Regions from separate parts of the Homo sapiens genome. Here region 2 is linked to region 1. The links are chromatin contacts, found by Hi-C in ENCODE. All regions are on one chromosome and are shown on one strand. The core of a region is the stretch at or near the end of the contact, and the rest is flanking DNA. Distances in the headings are between cores, read along the strand shown. Region 1 holds the start of P2RX3 (purinergic receptor P2X 3). Region 2 holds the start of VWCE (von Willebrand factor C and EGF domains).

The links. A loop is a pair of places that touch in the nucleus more often than their neighbours do.
Region 2: a map of ovary shows a loop between it and region 1 (24-fold over the local background). The contact joins the promoter of VWCE here to the promoter of P2RX3 in region 1. A Hi-C loop is called at or near these places in 1 of 168 maps with a recorded cell type or tissue (ovary).

The regions. Positions count from the first base shown.
Region 1 is chr11:57,336,368-57,342,548 of GRCh38, forward strand. It overlaps P2RX3 (purinergic receptor P2X 3), which reads left to right and starts at 1,985. Exons shown (of 12, transcript NM_002559.5): 1 at 1,985-2,302. The coding sequence starts at 2,184.
Region 2 is chr11:61,292,649-61,299,454 of GRCh38, forward strand. It overlaps VWCE (von Willebrand factor C and EGF domains), which reads right to left and starts at 2,668. Exons shown (of 20, transcript NM_152718.2): 1 at 2,280-2,668. The coding sequence starts at 2,389. DDB1 (damage specific DNA binding protein 1) reads right to left here. Exons shown (of 27, transcript NM_001923.5): 27 at 6,803-6,806. RefSeq lists silencers at 1,488-1,747, 2,188-2,497, 2,678-2,747 and an enhancer at 1,719-2,421.

The sequences.
Region 1 (6,181 bases), core at 735-3,234:
ATTATAGGTACCTCCAAGAGGCTGGCAAACGGCCTTATCCAGTTCAAGTCCTGGTGTCAGATTCACCTTGGAGCCAGAACTGATTTGAAACCACATCATCCTGTGGTTGCGGAAGCCAGGTCTCCCCCGTATAATCCCAGAGTGCATTTTGCAACATCAGAGACCAGACCTGGAAAAGATGTTTTAGTTTTTCTACCCCAACCTCCTTTTACTGATGGGAAAACTGAGACCCAAAGGGGAGTGAGTTGCCCAGGGTCTCAGTGCGTTGGCAACAAGGCTAGGTAGGACCCAGACCTCCTTAACACCACCAGTCCAGTTATCTTCTGTCATAATCACAGTGACTGTATGTTCAGAATGACTATTGATATGTGTCCTACATGAAGACATTAGTACAGAATATGTAAGCTCAAGATTTCCCTGACAATCAATACACCAGCTTGCTAAATCAATCCTGGGGTAAGAGACAACAGGAATGCACCCTTCTCCCCTGAACTCATAGCTTTAACCTCTGAGTAGTGGCTATTCCAGCATTATCTAGCAAAATAAATTCAACTGGGTTTAATAAATAGATATTGAGGGCCTATTACTACTTTAGCACACTTCTCAGATTTGAGGAAACTTGAACAAGGTGAAAACATCCCCGGCCAGGCACGGTGGCTCACACCTGTAATCCTAGCACTTGGGGAGGCCAAGGCAGGGAGATCACTTGAGGTCAGGAGTTTGAGACCAGACTGGCCAACGTGGTGAAGCCCCGTCTCTATTAAAAATACAAAAATTAGCCAGGCGTGGTGGCGGGTGCCTATAATCCCAGCTACTCAGGAGGCTGAGGCATGAGAATTGCTTGAACCCAGGAGGCAGAGGTTGCAGTGAGCTGAGATTGTGCCACTGCACTCCAGCCCGGGTGACAGAGCGAGACTCTGTCAAAAAAAAAAAAAAAAAGAAAGAAAGAAAAAGAAAAAAAAAAGGAAGGGAAGGAAAGAAAGAAAAAAAAAAAAAACAGAAAAAAAAACCCAGCCCCAACCTTTCAGGAAAACATAATCTAACAAATGACTTTAATAAATAAAGTGACAGTTAAAAAAAAAAGAAGTTGGCACATATACACCGTGGAATACTATGCAGCTGTAAAACAGGATGAGTTCATGTCCTTTGCAGGGACATGGATGAAGCTGGACTCCATCATTCTGAGCAAATTATCACAAGGACAGAAAACCAAACACCGCATATTCTCACTCATAGGTGGGAATTGAACAATGAGAACACTTGGACACAGGGTGGGGAACATCACACACACCAGGGCCTGTCGCGGGGTGGGCGGAGTGGGGAGGGATAGCATTAGGAGATATACCTAATGTAAATGACGGGTATATTTACAGTTAACGGGTGCAACACACCAACATGGCACACGTATACATATGTAACAAACCTGCACGTTGTGCAGGTTTACCATAGAACTTAGAGTATAAGAATAATAATAAAAAGAAAACAAAACAAAAAAGACGTGCTAACTGCTATGCTACAGGTAGAGCGAAGCTCATTACCAGCTGGAGTTAGAAATATGTGACTCTTTACTCATCACACCCCAGAAGACCCAGAAAAACTTTCAAGAGACCTTTTCCCCCTGACCCATGCCACTGGGGGCAACTCAGGAAAGGAGGGGACGGCGCAGAACTGGGTGGAATTTGGCAGACACTCAGGAATGAAGAGGGTCCTTAGCTCAGGCAGGCTATTAGGTGACTGGGGGATGGGAAATTGCAAGGGGCTTTAGGGAGAGTGTGAGCAGCTGGTGAGCTGGGATGAGGATGCTGCAGAAGAGAACAGAACAGAAACAGTAGACAGAGTGCAGATAAAACATTAGTCCCAGAGGGCTCCAGCCAGCTACATCCCAGGCAATCAGGAGCCCAGGATTGGAGACCCCACCCCTGCTGTGACATCACAGGGGAGTGGAGTGGAGACGAACAAAAAGGGGGTCCCCCGCCCTGGTCCTGGCCTCTTGGAAGCCAGAGTATCAAGAGCAGAGAATCTCACTAGGATTGCATGGCTTAAAGGGACAGGCTCCCCATTCCTCCAACCCCTCTAAGCTGCCCCCTCCAGGTCGTGATCTCGTCTCCCTGTCCTGTAGGACCTCCCTCTCCTGAGGCCACCACTGGGCCCCCTTCTGAGTGTCCCCTGAGCACTCTCTCAGCATGAACTGCATATCCGACTTCTTCACCTATGAGACCACCAAGTCGGTGGTTGTGAAGAGCTGGACCATCGGGATCATCAACCGAGTAGTTCAGCTTCTGATCATCTCCTACTTTGTAGGGTGAGTCTGTGGCCTTTCAGGTTCCTGGCGGGGTGGGCTGCCTGGTATCCCGTCTTCACCCTCCTGCCTCGGTGCTACCATCCAGCTTCCTGAGCTCCTCTGCTCCTGGGGGAAACAGTTTCTTCTGTGGAGCCGAGTCTTAAAGACTGGCCTCTGCCACCCCCACCTAGGGCCTAAATTCACCCAGGTGAATTCTTTTCCCAGTTCGTCCTCCAGGGTTGAGATTGGTTTCAAGACACACGCTCGGAGTAGTAGGGTCCCTGCCCCGGCACTGCCCTCCACCGAGGGAGGGCTCAGGAGCTCCATCTCCACCCTCCCTGCTCTCATCTCCCCAACAAGAGAACAGGCAGACCCCCTCCCACATCTTCGAATTCCCCTCAGTCAAGTCTTCGGGGTCTCAAAAAGACAAGACAGCACAGGAATAGGGAAGGGAAGGCACTGAGACAAGGGGGTGGTGGCAGGTTGATCAAGTTGGTGGCCGGGAGGGAAAGAGAGAACTGGATCTGTTTTAGAATGAGGAATTTCCTTCTGGCATGGATGGGTGAGATGGTGAGAGAGAGAAGGGCAAGGGAGAAGCCCTCTGCTCTTGAAGGGGAGGACAAAGAGGGAACTGCCCCTTGATGAGGAAACAAACAGAGGCCCAAGGGAAGAGTGGCCAAGGAGAAAAGGAGCTTTTCTGAACATAGTGCCGCTCCCTCCCCAGGAATCCAGAAATGCTCCCCTTTGTCAAAAAGTGTAAGTTCCCTACCTCTCCCTGACCCTGTGCCATGTAACCCATCCTAGGAGTTGCTTAAGAGCCAGGAAGGTGCAACCATCCCCTCAGCCCCCACCGCCTGCAAGCACACACCTACACACACACACACACACGCACACAAAGGGCTGTGGAGCAGACAATGGCTGGGGAAGAATGCAGGTCCTGTCCTTCTTGTGGTCATTTCCACACACTGGTGGGCACCAGGAAATACAGGCAGAAACCTCGAAGGTTTTCTTTCCTGGCATGCGGGTCTCCAATCTTATGCTGTTCTTTCAGACAATGGGTCTTTGCATTTGAGGCAGCAATCCACTGACTGTCAGGAGTTAGTTCAAGCAGGTCAAAGGAGAATCCTGTGTGCCTGTGGGCTGAAGCTGCATGCAAACCTGCTTGCTTGAAATGTTGAAGTTTATGCGAGGGTGTGGAGGGAAAGGTGGCTAGATGTGACTTTTTAGGTGATTTTTTGCTCTGTGTGCTGGGCAAGCCCTGGTAGGCTTCAGTGGGCAGGTATTGTAAAAAGGCTGTACCATCCAGTGCTCCTTTGGGAGATTTTAGAAAAGGGATTCAAGCTTTGGAATAGCATTAAATGGCCACAAAGTTCCCTTCCAATGTTGAGGTTTTGTGAGATACGAGGTTTGCAAATGTTCGCTGTCTGCATCTCTAGAGCTTGGCTCAAAGTTGGTTCCTAAATGTTCTGTGTTCACGTGTATATTCAATGCTGTGGTTGTTTATAGCCACAAGATGGTATGTTGGCCCAGGTGAGTGCAAAATCTGGCTCAGCACATTCCCCTTCTGGCCTGGCTCCACTGGCTCCAGGCAGAGATTGATGGGGGAGAGAGTGGGCTCCTAGACCAGCCCGCTCAGCCCCCACTGCCCTTGTCTCTGTCTCATCATGATCAGATAGAATCCTCCAGTCCTCAGGGCTGGAGCCCAGCCTGCTGGAGCGAGTGTGCGAAGCTCTTTAGCATCTTAATTTCCAACCCCATCCATCTCCTAGCCTGACAGCTCCCCACGGGACACTGCCTTCCAGTTACATCAGCGCCCTCTGCAGCCCAGCCCCCTGACCTGAGTCCCATCTCCGTGTATGTGAACCCATGCACGTTGTGACTTCATGAGTCCACCGTCATTAATTTAGCAAAAATGTACCAGCATCTCTGCATGCCAGGCACTGTGGATTGAGGACGGAATGGTGGGCAAAAGCAGACAGGGTCCTCGCCCTCCTGGGGCTTACAGCGGAAGGCAAGAGATGGCATTCATCTGATGATCTCCACAAACGTGAAATGTCAACTGTGGCTTAGAGGTGCACAGTTATAGAGAGCCGCTTCTGTGAAGGTGTTTGGCCCAGTCAGGGAGTAAGGGAAGGTTTTCTGGAGATGTGACATTTTAGCCAAGACCCGAAGGATGAGTAAGAGCAGCCCAGGTGAAAGAGGGAAGGAAGAGAGTTCAGGGCAGAGAAACCCACCTCTGCAAAGGGAAGGAGGCTGGCAAACAGGGGAAAGAAAAGAAGGTCATTGTGGCTGGAGCCGAGGGAGCAGAGATGAGTGAGGGTGGTGTACGGTGGATGGGAACACACACAGAGGCCGGACCTCAGACACCCTTAGAGAGCTTTTGTTTTTACAGGAGATGAATAAACAGAAGCCATGGAAGCATTTTAACCCGTGTGTCTGTGTGCACTTTTGTGTGTGTGTGCACGTGAGTTTGAGAGAGAGAGAGACAGACACGATGAGATCTGAGTTGGGAAGAGCACCTGGGCTGATTCCCTGGAAGTGGAAGGAGTAGGAGTGGGTGCAGGAAAACCTGCTAAGAGGCAGTTTATGCAGAGAGGTGACAGTGGCTTGGACCCAATCGAATTTGAAGGGATTTTTAAGGCTATAGTGTTAATATTTCACTGATACTTCAATCTCTTCCCCATCATCCCAACCAGGTCAACAACCTAGACTCTGCCTAACATGAGTCCATCATTTCTCTGAGAACTTCTCAGCAACACACCACCTGGTCATCTCACATACGCTCTCACCCCCGCCCCTGGCCTCAGCTGCTTGTCTGTGGTTGACACCATTTCATCACTATTTTCCTTTACCCACTCCAGGGCACACAGAGAGGCCTGGACTTACCTGATGTTTCTCACATCTTTTCTGGGTCCACGTGGTAATCCCCACTCACCTCTGTGGAGTGGGACTTCCCGAGAGCCCATCCCCGTTCTGGATCCTTTGGGGACCTGAGAAGTTGAAGGAAATCCCTAGGATCTGAGTCCCTGGAAGCAATAGCCTGTGCTTGGCCTGAGGTTGATTTCCAGGGCCTTCCTGGAGGAAGCTGCCTCCTTGCAAACTAGGAGGCCAGGGACTTCCCAGGCCTTTGATGCCCCATTGTGCTGAAGGGTCACTGGTGGCTGCTGGAGCCTCTGACCCCACCACAGCCCTGCCCTACCTGCCCTGTTCCTCCCCCATACAAGACCCAGTCCACAAACTTGCCATCTGTACAGCCCCATGCTTTGGTTCATAAAATTCAGCCTCATTTCAGATCTTAGGTGGGAGTTCAATACATAAAGCAGGTGAAAGGGAGGAGCTGCTCTGGTTTAAAGAGAAGGGTCTAGAATCCTGCCTTCTTGGCTCTCCACTCCATCCTCTCAGCCCAGGGTATCACTGTGAGGCACCTTGTCAGCACAATTAAGTGACAGATATGGTGGAAAGAGCTGTTATGGTGGGAAGAACTGTTGGGCTGCCCCATCTTTTTTTTTTTTTTTTTTTTTTTTTTTTTGAGACGGAGCCTTGCTCTGTCCCTCAGGCCGGAGTGCAGTGGTGCAATCTCGACTCACTGCAACCTCCGCCTCCTGGGTTGAAGCGACTCTCCTGCCTCAGCCTCCCCGGTAGCTGGGATTACAGGCCTGTGCCACGACGCCCGGCTAATTTTTGTATTTTTAGTAGAGATGGGGTTTCACCATGTTGGCCAGGCTGGTCTCGAACTCCTGACCTCAAGTGATCCACCTGCCTCGGCCTCCCAAAGTGCAGGGATTACAACATGAGTCACCATGCCTGGCTGGATGCCCCATCTGGACCAGTCATCCTGGTCCAGAGAGAGGAGTGACTCTCATTCCTGCCTGCCCTCTCCCCCAATATGGAACGTAGAGC
Region 2 (6,806 bases), core at 1,418-3,917, 4.0 Mb after region 1:
TGCATCCAACTGGTGCTGGGTGCTGAGTAAGGCGTGACCATACAGCCATAAACAAACTACTGCCCCCACCTTCAAGGAAAGTAGGGCAGACCAGGAGCTAGGTGATAACAGCATAGAGTGACAAATGCCACAGTGGGACAGACTGTGGAGCCCTGAGGAGGGTCAGGGGGGGTTCCTGGAAGGGCAGCATCTAGGCTGAGGTGAGAGAGAAAACTTTGGGAGGCCAAGGCAGGCAGATAACTTGAGGTCAGGAGTTTGAGACCAGCCTGGCCAACATGGCAAAACCCTGTCTCCACTAAAAAAAAAATACAGGCCGGGCGCGGTGGCTCACGCTTGTAATCCCAGCACTTTGGGAGGCCAAGGCGGGCGGATCACCCGAGGTCAGGAGTTTGAGACCAGCCTGACCAACATGGAGAAACCCCGACTCTACTAAAAATGCAAAATTAGCCGGGCATGGTGGCGCATGCCTGTAATCCCAGCTACTTGGGAGGGTGAGGTAGGAGAATTGCTTGAACCTGGGAGGCGGAGGTTGCGGTGAGCTGAGATCACGCCACTGCACTCCAGCCTGGGCAACAAGAGCAAAACTCCATCTCAAAAAAAAAAAAAAAAAAAAAAAAAATTAGCCAGGTGTGGTGGCATGTGCCTGTTGTCCCAGCTGCTCGAGAGGCTGAGGCATGAGAATCGCTTGAACCCAGAAGGCAGAGGCTGCAGTGAGCCGAGATCGCACCACTGCACTCCAGCCTGGGTGACAGAATAAGATTCTGTCTCAAAAAAAAAAAAAAAAAAAGTAGGGCAGCCAGCAAAAGAAGAGGAAGGGAGAGGGTGTTCTAGCAGGGGAAACAGCACAACTGCAGGCCTGGAGGGGGACAGAGAGGACAACTGCAACCAGCTCCAGTCATGGACTGGACAGAGGGTGATGAAATCCAGCCTGGTTTGAGCTTCCAACCCCACCGCAACAGAAAAGGGACAAGAAACCCCTTCCCAATGGTGTTCCACCAATGTTCAGAGCGGAGGGAAGATGATTCTGCGAGGCAGGCACTTTGTAAAGCACCCACTCTGCGCTGGGCACTGGGGACATGGGACAAGGCAAACTTAGCGTGTTCTTGGGGAGAAAAATCTGTGCCAAAATGTGACAAGTATTCCGGAAAGGGAAGCTCAGGGTGCAATGGCAGCACACAAAAGTCTGAGGAAAGCTGTCCCTGGGGCCTTTTTCCCTCTCTGAGGTCATCACAGAAGAAAGGGGGGGCCCTCCTGCTGGCGGGAGCTGGCAGTGAAGTCTCATCCACCCCCTTGCTGGAGTGATTATGGCAGCAGCCTGAGAAGGAGGGGACCGGGCGAATGAGCGGAGCCTTGGGACTCTCAGAAACGGACAGGCAGTGCCACCAAGGCGGCAGATAAAAGGGTGCCCAGGGAGGCTGATGGAGTCGAACTCTCAGGTGGGCAGGGACCGAGCACCCGCCAGAGCGCCCTAAGGAGCCTCCTAGGGCTGGTGACAGAGGGACAGGTGGTGGGAGCCTGTGGAACGCCGGGGAGTCGGGGCAGGTTCTGAGCAGGAACTGGCGGTGGCTGTGGAACACACGTGTGAGCTACAAGCCTGGCCGGGCCGCCCCCGCTGCGCGCCCCCCGGAGGACGTGGCCGCGGGCCAGGCCGCCTGCTGACACAGTGTTCCCTAGCTCCGAGCATCACGCACACACGCGCACGGCCCCACCGCGGCCCGGGGGAAAGCACGTGCGGAGGGCGGCATCCATCGCGAAAGACAGCGGAGGGGCATGCACCCCACCCCCACGCGCGCACACGCACGGACAGAAAACGAAAAGTGACCCAGAGACCCCGGCTGTTCCAAGGTCCATGAAGTTCGTAGGGCCAAGACCCAGGGAAAGCCCCGCGCGGCAGGGGAGGCCAGGCGCTGCCCGGGCAGAGCCACGGGCACGCTGGGGGGTGAGCCAGCCAGTCCGGAGACCAGATGGCACGTCCTGGGCTCCCCTCTCCAGAGGTCCGCGCTCCAGGGCACATTAGGAGTCACCCAACGCCTGGACCTCCGATCTCCCAGGTCCCAGTCTGGACAGCCCCAGCCAGGGGGGCACGATGAGCACCCGCCTAGAGGCACAAGTTGCTGACTCTTTGTGCCGTCCCCGAGCTGTGCCCGCGCTGATAGCACCCCAGAGGAAGCCCCGACACGCGGCTGCCTGCGGCTCCTGAGCGCCCCTCCGCGCCTCTCGACTGCACGCCGGTAGCGCTCTCCCGGGCGGGGGAGCGGGGAGGAGCTCCGGGCGCTTACCTCTCGGCCGCGAAGTGCCCGGGCGGCTTCCTCCCGGTGTAGCCTCGGGCTGGTGCCCCCGGCAGCAGGAGCGCGACACAGGCGGCCCGAAGGAGCAGTCCGGCCCACATGACCGGCGGCGGCGGGTCCCCCGGGCTGGGCTCGGCTCCTGCGCCGCGCGCGGGAGAGGGGGCTGCCGGCCCTCGCCCCTCCTCCTGGCGCCGTGGGGAGCGAACCAGCGATCCCCGAAATGGCACGCAGAGCTGAGCAGGGGGGCTTGGGACGCCGAGAGGAGGGGCCGAGGGCCGCGAGGGGACGCGGCGGACGATTGTGGGGAGGGTCTCTGGCACCTCGAAGCGAAACACACAAAGGCAACGCCGCCCGCCTGCTGATGCCTCTCCGAGAGGCGCGGAGCCCGGGGCGGGGGCAAAGATCAGGGACCCCTGGGGGCGGGGTTTCGCCCTCGGCCCACACCCCCTGCCCCGGTTTGGGAGTCGGCTTCCTGCGAAGCGCTGACTGAAGGCGTCAGACCGAGGCCCCGGGAGGAAACAGACTTCGGGAACAAGGCTAGCACCAGAGGCTGCGCGCCCCGGGCATGGCCCCTGTCGGTGGGACCCGAGACGCCTTGTTGTGACGAGGTGGGAACCGTGGAAATTCGAACCCACGACGCCAGGTCGCTGTGCCGCTGAGCAGTTCTAGGCCTGCCCCCAGCCTGCCAGAAGGTCTGCACCCTAACGCCGGAGTGCGTTGATCTGTGGGTCCAACCGCTCCCTGGCCTGGGGCCCTAGCCACTTTTGAAGCCCCGGGCTCCTCTGGGCACCCAGGGGGCAGATGGCCGGCCTCCCGACTGCTGGTGGCAAGACCAGGAAGCAGCTGGCGCCGTTGGCAGTGGAGAGGCAGCAGCAGATCTGGAAGGCTCCTCTTTGCCCCTTCTGCAGCTGCCCCAGGCCGTGGTCAGAGACTGGGGGGCTGCCTAGGGATTTAGGCAAAGAAGGGGTGCGGAAATCAAAATCATCCCGCTGGGAGAAAGCTGAAAGGATAACTGATTTTACCTTCTGCTCCATGCAGTAATCTTTCCCTTAGCCACCCACAATTAGTCAAGATTTTGCTTAAATACTTCCAGGGGTAAGAAACTCACTATCTGTTAAGAAGCGGCCCAATCCAGTTTTGAACCACATTTGTTTTAAAGTGTCTTCACTTCCCAGTTGAACAATCCCTGTTCCTTTGGCCTTCCTGCTACCTCTGCCTTTACTGAGGTGCTTAACATTGGTGGCCACAAATGGACATGGCGTACCAGCGGTGGCCTGGACTCGTGCCTCCTTCCTGCAGACACCATACTTTTACTAATGCACCCTAATATTACGTTTTTGGCAACCCCATGATGTTAATTATGACACATTGAGTTTGCAGTAAAGAAAAACCACAGGTGGCCGGGCGCGGTGGCTCACACCTGTAATCCCAGCACTTTGGGAGGCTGAGGTGGGCGGATCACCTGAGGTCAGGAGTTCCAGAACCAGCCTAGCCAATATGGTGACGCCCCATCTCTACTAAAAATACAAAAATTAGCTGGGCATGGTGGCGGGCGCCTGTATTCCCAGCTACTCAGGTTGAGGCAGGAGAATCACTTGAACCCAGGAGGCAGAGGTTGCAGTGAGCCAAGATTGCACCATTGCACTCCAGCCTGGGCGACAGAGCAAGGCTCCATCTCAAAAAAAAAAAAGAACGAAAAAAAGCAGGCATTTTTTGTTGTGCTTTTATGTTATTTAAACACAAGCTGCCAAGTGGTCTCCCTACCTGAAGCTGTGTGGCCCCATTTTTTTTTTTTTTTTTTTAGATGGAGTCTTTCTCTGTCGCCCAGGCTGGAATGCAGTGGCACGATTTCGGCTCACTGCAACCTCCATCTCCCGGGTTCAAGCAATTCCCCTTCCTCAGCCTCCCGAGTAGCTGGGACTACAGGCGCACATCACCATGCCCAGGTAATTTTTGTATTTTTAGTAGGGACGGGGTTTCACCATGTTGACCAGGCTGGTCTTGAACTCCTGACCTCAAATGATCCACCCACGTCAGCCTCCCAAAGTGCTGGGATTACAGGCGTGAGCCACCGCACCCGGCTTGTGGCTACATTTTTGCAGACATTCACCTTGAGGCCGTATCTCACCTTGTTTGTTTTGGCCCATTTTCTTGTCAACATATTCTCAACAAGTAGGAGCCAAAATATTCTGTAACATAAGATGAATGCAATTTCCGTCATATCCATTCTGAGTCCCAAGGACCCTCGGAATCCTAAGGCATCTTTCTCTCTTGCCCCAAACATCTGAAGGTTACACTTTCCCCCTCCACTGCCCCTAAACCACCAATGTCAAATAGGTGCTCTTTTTTCCTGGCCCTAGGGGAGCTACCCAAATTTTCAACAGGCATACACAGAACAAGTGTCCACATGGCTTCCATATTTCATGCCATCTTCTCACACTCCAGCACACCTCAGCTACCTCTGTTCTTAGCTACATTATGGAGCCCCACCTGCTCCACCTCACCCTGTAAAACTCACTCCCTGGCAGAGTTTGCTCCATATTGGCCAATGAGCAGCTGGAATAGCTGAGATGCAACTTTGTGCTTGAAGAAAACCCACATCTACCCTAAGGAATTTAGGATACTTAGTACACAGTAAATTCCTGTTAGTGAATCTCCAAACAACGTCCAAACTGCCCCTGGCATTTCTTTCATTTCCCCATAAAGTTTCTGTGACCTTATGGCATTCACCTTGCTCCTATCAACATTTTCCCCTTTAGTTTGGTTTTTGTTTTTCTTGTCTTTTTGTTTGACCCTGAGGTTTCTCAGTTTGGACACAGAGTCTCTAACTTACTATTGTTCAAGACTAGTTCGGGCATATCCCTTGATTGCAGTTCCTGTGTTTCTTCCCACTTCTGTGGCTTGTGGTTTCTCAGTAACAAAAGGGACCCTCCACCGAGGGTGGAGGATCCAAGTTGTTGTTGGCTGCAGAATGACAGCCTCTGGCTTGTGATCCCTTCAAATGGTCATGTGATGAGTCAGTGTTTCTATTATTCTCCCAAAGGTCCCTTCGTGCAGAGGCCTGGAGTGATGCTAGTTCATCAGCGCCTACATGGAATGGAGCTGTTCCAGTTGGCTACAGCCACGCTCCAAAGACAACCTTTCACCCCTAGAGAGGTGATTAATGGTGTTTAAGAGGGGATGTGGGAGTATGGCAGCAGAACATCAGTTTCCAAAGTTGGAATTCAATCCCGAGTGAATACACCCAAGAGTGTACAAAACAAAAAATCAGCAAAACATAGCAAGGACTCCACAGGCTTCCAAATTCAAGACAAGTCATTGACAACCTTCTTCTCAATAGCAGGTCTCAGCAGCTGCAGGTCAGACCACAAAAGTGCCCCAGAATGATCATCCCACCACATTCTGTCTTTCTGATTATGACACCTTATAGTCAGCGCTCCCATCTAGGATTAAATTTTTAAAATAATCACAATGTGGAGACTGTTGCTTGCCTGCCTCATTAAAGCTGGCCTCTGGCAGGGGGGCAGGCCCTTTCAAATTCAAACTATGACTTCTAGAATTCAAATCACAGTGTTGGGTTTCCAGTTCAACCTGTGGTTTTTGAGAGGCTGATTATTTTTTGTTAAGACCCTTATCCCCCACCCGCAGAACTCTCAGAAGAGTAAGGGGAAAAAAAGGTAATAAAACACAAGGAATTCCTTCAGGGAAGGAAACTTCCTCCAGAAGACCCTCAAACCAGGGATGCTTCTTAGCTCTTTTCTTTTTAAGCTAGAATCTCTCAAAACCACAATTTGAACTTGCAACCACAATTTTCCTGACACTGTATCAAAGGCTGGTCTTAAAGGAGCCACCAATATGCCTAGTATCAACCCTACTCCACCGTGGGGACAGAGCAGCCTTTCTTCCCACCGGATCACTGAGAGAAACGTGGTCCCAGACATTGGCCCACCAAGCTGAAAAGAAGACAGGCTTTGTTTGCCAGACAGAAGAGTGAATCCCATATGTGCCCTACTCCTGCTGTATTCTCAAACCAAAAGCACCAAAGGTTCACTTGATTAGATCAGAGGAAACAAAATGAGGGTCCAAAGGGCATGTGGCAACAAGCAGCTGGGAGGTACATGAGGAGCTACTAGGTGGCCTGGGGGCTAGATGACTGGACACTGCACACAGAGCTGGCTATAAAACCAGGAAAGGCAGTCCAGGCAACCCCCAGGCCCAGCAGGTTACCGACAGAGGCAAGTAAGAATCAAATGGTGTCAAGGACAACCAAAAAGACCAGTGAATTTCTAAGCCCATCATCCTTGGGATCCCATCAAACAATCACGTGATGAAGAAGAGGTATAGATGTCTTCACTTTCACTACTTGAAAAGAGCTGTTCTAACAGCAAGGGCAAGTGAATGCAACAACTGCCATAAAAGGGAGGATACTGCCTAAGTTCGCAGTAAATTAAGAATAGTTAACCTGGAGTCCTGGATAGCTGGGCAGGGTGAATAAAAGCAAAAACAAATGTACCTTTC